Regions from separate parts of the Mus musculus genome. Here region 2 is linked to region 1. A link is a loop called in an ENCODE intact Hi-C map of the cell type or tissue named here. Cell type or tissue: left cerebral cortex. All regions are shown on one strand. Links, peaks and the distances in the headings refer to the core of each region. The heading gives the core; the rest is flanking DNA. Region 1 has its middle 6.4 kb from the start of Olfr1371. Region 2 overlaps Olfr1373 (olfactory receptor 1373).

What was found. Peaks named below come from ENCODE experiments on the same cell type or tissue, not always from the same donor. Only the 100,000 strongest peaks of a DNase experiment are listed, where the experiment ranks them.
Region 2: a loop joins it to region 1, with 10 times the contacts of the local background. A loop is called at or near these places in 25 of 42 quality-filtered maps.

What each region holds. Positions count from the first base shown.
Region 1 is chr11:52,218,888-52,221,800 of GRCm38, forward strand. No RefSeq gene overlaps it. Among named protein-coding and RNA genes, the nearest start is that of Olfr1371, 6.4 kb to the left of the region's middle. In left cerebral cortex, for the core only: a CTCF peak has its summit at 1,623 (motif pointing left); a DNase peak (open chromatin) is centred at 1,608.
Region 2 is chr11:52,142,158-52,145,070 of GRCm38, forward strand. Olfr1373 (olfactory receptor 1373) reads right to left here. Exons shown (of 1, transcript NM_207227.1): 1 at 2,436-2,913. The coding sequence ends at 2,436. Among named protein-coding and RNA genes, the nearest start is that of Olfr1373, 1.9 kb to the right of the region's middle. In left cerebral cortex, for the core only: a CTCF peak has its summit at 1,698 (motif pointing right); a DNase peak (open chromatin) is centred at 1,712.

The DNA.
Region 1 (2,913 bases), core at 243-2,742:
TCTGTGTGTCTTTGTGCACATGGATGTCCACAGAGACCAGAAGAGAGTACTGGATCCCACTCTGGAGTTAAAGCTGACTGTGAGCTGAGAACTGAACTCTGGGCCTTTGGAAGAGCAGCAAGCACTCTTTAACCATTGAGCTGTCTCTCTAGTCCCATATTTAAGATACATATATTGTCCTTTTAGAAGAATATAGTAATGTAAAGGTAGAGGACCAATCATAAACACATTTATTTTAAACAGTAAAAAATTTGAAAAACGTATTTACTAAGAAATGAGAGGAAAAACCAAGACCCATAAAGGGATTGTTCATAAAACATGAAAATAGAATAGTGTAAAAAAAAAAATGTTCTCTAAAGGTTGATGTTTTATTTTCCTTTTCCCCTTCCTTTTTTCTTCTTTCTTTCTTTCTTTCTTTCTTTCTTTCTTTCTTTCTTTCTTTCTTTCTTTCTTTCTTTCTTCCTTCCTTCCTTCCTTCCTTCCTTCCTTCCTTTCTTCCTTCCTTCCTTCCTTCCTTCCTTCCTTTCTTCCTTCCTTCCTTCCTTCCTTCCTTCCTTCCTTCCTTCCTTTCTTCCTGCCTGCCTGCCTGCCTGCCTGCCTTCCTTCCTTCCTTCCTTCCTTCCTTCCTTCCTTTCTTCCTTCCTTCCTTCCTTCCTTCCTTCCTTCCTTCCTTCCTTCCTTCCTTTCTTTCTTTCTTTTTTTGACAGAGTTTTCTCTGTGTAGCCCTGGCTGTCGTGGAACTAGCTCTGTAGACCAGGCTGGCCTCCAGCTCACAGAGATCCACCTGCCTCTGCCTCTGGGCTGGGATTAAAAAGTCTGCACCACCATCGCCTGGCTAACAGCCTGTACTCGTAACCTCTGAGCCGGCGTGCTGCTACCACAGACTCTTCTCTGTGAACCTGTGAAGAGATGGCCAGAGAACCCCACCACGTAGCCTCAGACCAACTTCTACTGTGAGCTTCTGAGCTACGTAACCCAACTGCCCACTTGATGTGCCTCCCTTGACCAGCATCTCAAAATGAGTTCCTGGGGCCAATGAGAGGGCTCAGTCGTTAAAGGAGCTTGCTGCCAAGCCAGATGACAATGACGTGAGTTTGGTGCCCTGAATCCATGGCATGGAAAGCAAGAATCGATCCCTACATTTGCCTAACGACTTCTACCACAAGCTGAGCCTCACCCCAGCTCAAAAAGTAAATAATGAATAAAAAGAAAACCAGATCCTTCTCTCATGCTCAAGTTCCTGGGATTGTGTTTGCCTTTCACGCAGCGATGCTTGATGCCCCTCTCTCCGCCTCCACAGAGGTCGGGCAAGGAGACTTCTAAAGCCATCTTCCTCCTTATCACCTAGCTCAAGCCTCCTAAGAAAGCCCTCCAACCCCTGCTGCCCAACCCAATGTGAACTCATTTCACAGAGGAGCACTGGCCCCGTGCTCGCTGGAGGATTGGACCAAGCTGTACTGGTTCGAGGCCTCTGCTGGTCAGACCGGGTCAGAACAGGCTTCTGAACAGGACCCCATTGAATTCTAGATAGGAGAAGCAAAGGAGATGGAAGGTGGGGGTGGGGGAGGAGGGCTTGGTGTGCTCTGTGACAGACAAGTGGCCCTCTGGCACCATCTGCTGGGCAGACTACTGAGTGGTGATGGTTTGGGGGCATTAGCTAGGATAAAGCTGTTCAATTACAATGCCCTGTCTCTGCCTTCTGTGAGCCCTTGGGGGTACCCATCTGTTCCAGTAGGTTCTCCATTCTGGGGTGGAGTAGAGTAAAGTAAAGGGCATTCTCTTCTGATGAGCTTTGGCTTCCTGTGGTGAGATAGCCATAGCCAGGTTCAAAGTCTGTCTCCTCACTTTTCTGATGTGTAATCTGGCACAGTTAATGTGGCCAGCTACAGCTTTGCCATCTTGCCCAGTGTTACAGAATTGAGCTCCTGCCTGGCACACTAGTTTACACAATACCATTTATCAGCTCCTAACTTGTAGGGAGGCCCACAACCTGGGCCTCTGGTGGTATGGCTATAGATGTGTGTCCACCAACTTTCTCCTCTGTCACTTAGATGTGGACACCACTCTTGCCTTGAGCTTCTGATGAAGCATCCTGAGGTGAGGAATGTCACCCATCAGAAGGCTCTACAGAAGATGGCCCAAGTAGAGGCAAGGATGGACCTTTCTGGAGCTTTGTCCAAGGTCAAGGGCCAAGGCTAGACTCTGGGCACTAAGCCCTCCTTCCAGAAACTTCCCTCTCTATGCTCCTCCAGCTTTGGCACAGGGTGACTGGGCAGCCACAGAAGCTCCAAGGTGACAGACACTATTCAGAGCACTTCTGGAGGATCTGGGTTCTGCTTCCAGCACCTATATCAGGAGTTCACAACCATGGCCACAAACACCCATAGCTCTGGTTCCAGGGGACCCAGCACCCCTTCTGGCCTCGGAGAGCATTTGCATGAATATGGTGCACATGCATACATTTAGGTACATACACATAGATATAAAACAAATCATATATTAACATTTTTAACATTTATTTTTTAAAAATTTTCTCTCTCTGCCGGGCAGTGGTGGTACACACCTCTAATCCCAGCACTTTCCAGGCAGAGACAGCTGGATCTTTGTGAGTTGAGGCCAGTCTGGTCTACAGAGTGAGTTCCAGAACAGCTAGAGCTACAGAGAGAAACTTTTTTTTTTAAGATTTATGTATTACATGTAAGTACACGGTAGACACTCCAGAAGACACTCCAGAAGAGGGCATCAGATCTTGTTATGGATGGTTGTAAGCCATTATGTGGTTGCTGAGATTTGAACTTAGGACCTTTGGTGCTCTTAACCACTGAGCCACCATATGGTTGCTGGGATTTGAACTCAGGACCTTTGGTGCTCTTAACCACTGAGTCATCTCTCCAGTCCCAAGAAACTTTGTCT
Region 2 (2,913 bases), core at 174-2,673, 77 kb before region 1:
ACAAAAGATGCAATTATTATACTGTTTAAAGGTTTTGCATATAGAAAGGGCATGGGAATATTTTTGGATTAATAGGCTTTGTTTTCAGTATAATCATCTAACATTGATTTTAACAGGTTTTTTGAGATGTATTTCCCATACATAATGTTTTGCTTAATATTTACACTGTAATGTTTCAGTATATTCACAATTTTGTATATTTATCACTTTAGAACATTTTTTTTCACCTCATTTCATTTCATGCCCATTTGCAGTTACCGTCCTGACTGTCATTTTCAGACACCCATTGATGTAATTTTGTCTCTTTGGACACTTCACAGTAAGGCACTCCACAGCAGGCACAACCCTTTGCATGCGAGCTACTTTTTCTTTGCTCAGTTCTTCTAGGGTTTGTCCTTGGTGGCATACTTCAGCTTGCCGCTCTTTTACATGATTGACAAGGTTCTCTTTCATGAATAGATCAAATCTGCATCCATGCAGTTACTGATGGTCATTTGGCTTATCCCCACAGTTTGCCAGCTATGAGTAAGGATGCCTTGAACCATTGATAGCTTGGGTATGTGAATATTGACTTCTGTAATTTCAAGGAAAAGTAGGTAAGATATGTTAATGAAGCCAATAATGTTTAGTACATACCTGAAAAACCTGGATACACAGGCATTTTGTATAAATGATACGGACATACATAGAATCTGAAAATGACAAAAGAAAAGAAATCTGCTATTCAAATTCTTCACACTAGTGCCCACCATGGAAGGTGTTTGTGTAACCTGCTATTCCAATTATTTTGCCAGAAATTTTGATGAGTCAAAATGAGTAGAATCTATAGGAGCTAAGCTTGTTGTTAGGTCCCGACCAGGGGAGATTTATATTTCTCCTTTGTCTTCCAAGATTCTACAAGCCCCTGCCTCCAGTCTGGGAGGATGACACACAATAAGGGGGTTGGGTGAGTGAAAGAATTATGTGTGTTTTCTAGGGGGTTGCCTCTGCTCAGCTCCGGGATAATTTCATCTGAAGCATTTGGGGATCAGTGTTTCCAGATATCTGAGTTCCTTTATAAGATGAAATGATAGGTTTTCCTGCCTATTAAAAACGTTGTCAGTACAAGAACTGCACATGATTAAACCAGACAACAGTCCAGCCCCGAGAGGGAGAGCCTTGTGTGCTCCCACCCCTAGCAGAAAGGCAGTGATCACTGACAGCTGCTGAGGACGGAGAGTCAGTCTTCTTTAGTTTCCTTTTCTGCTCAAAGATTTCTGCTTGATTTTCTGTTTTATTATGGATTTAGGGCGCAAATCCAGAGCTTGCTTTGCGCATAGTCCGCAAATCCTCTGCCCCTGAACTGCAACCCAGCCCTTCCGTTTGACTTTTGAATTATTTCTGGCTCTCTAAGTTGTTGTTGGTGGTGGTGGTTAGGTTTCTGCATTATATCTGTACTGTCTGTATTTGTTGACTCATTTCTTTTAAACATTCATTTAAAATTCTCCATCCAAGTGTTTGCTCCATCGATTCCTTCATGGGGAGGAGAAGTCGAGTTTCCATGAACGCTCTTTGTGTGCATTGCTGGGCAACATCATTTATGAACTGAAGATCTAGGTGTTTATTCCAGCCTTTCAGCTCTCACTTTGTGATTGTTCTTGCAGACATTTAAAGCAGGATTCTTTGCATTCTCTGAGTCCGGAGCCACCTTTGCCTATTCAGCACTAGATGGCAGGCTAAGCCCAGGTTAGCCACATGCACAGTACTGGTGTGTGTCAGTGTTTCAGAGGCAGAGGGTGACACAAGGCCAGAGAGATCTACAAACTTCAGCTGCTGTGTTGTTCAGCAAGTGTGAGTAGAGTCCCAAGAAGGTTGCTTTCATGCTACAATCCTCTCCGTATCCCAGTAAGTGCCTCATTTGTAACCAGTGGGTCTGTGATGAGAAGCAAGTAATTCCTCTGGCTCTAGGTAGACTAACCATAGCAAGACAAGGCTCTGGTCATATGCGACACCGATGGCCACAAACACCACAACTGAAGCACAGCGTACACTGAATCTGGTCCCTTGAGACCATTGGAGGTCGAGATAAGTCCAGTGCACACACTGGCGTGAGCTGCTGTCCTGAGTTCCAAGGTAAAGGCTTGTGATTACAGCACGATTCTGCTCTAGAAACTGAAACCTCGGACTCTGAGGAGTTGGGTACTGTGATGAATCAATGCTTTTGCCACCTAGTCTGACCCTACCTGGGATGTACAAATAAGAAAATTTCTTGAATTTGTTCCATGTTATTTCCATAGTATAAAATAAACTAGTAATGGAATTAGCAAAAAGTGGGAAATTCCAAAATAAAAGGATGGATTCTATAATCACATTTATGAATAATGTATTCCAATAGTAAACATCAATTAATTTACAGTAACCTAATACTAAATAATTTTCTGCTCTTGTTTGCTCTCCTACCTGGAGTCTGTGCCTCTCCCTAGCACCTTCCACAGCGCTCCTTTCACATCCTTGTTCCTCAGCGTATAGATCAGAGGGTTGAGCATGGGGGTGATTACAGTATAAAAAAGGGCAAGAAATTTTCCCTCCTTCTCAGAATACCTGTGGACAGGTTGGAGGTATGTGGAGATGGCTGAGCCATAGAACATGGCAACCACAATGAGATGAGATGCACATGTCCCAAAAGCCTTTCTGCGACCAGCCACTGACCTGATGTTCAGCACTGCCCTGGCAATGTGAGCATAGGAGCCTAGAATTAGCAGTAAAGGACACACTAAGATTATGACCCGGGCCACAAACAAATTGACCTCTGTGCCTCCTGTGTCCTCACAGGCCATCTTCAGGAGAACAGGTAGCTCACAGAAGAAGTGATTCAGTTGGTGTCCACACAGAGGCATGGCCATCACAAGGCTTGTCTGGATCAGAGAGTTCACA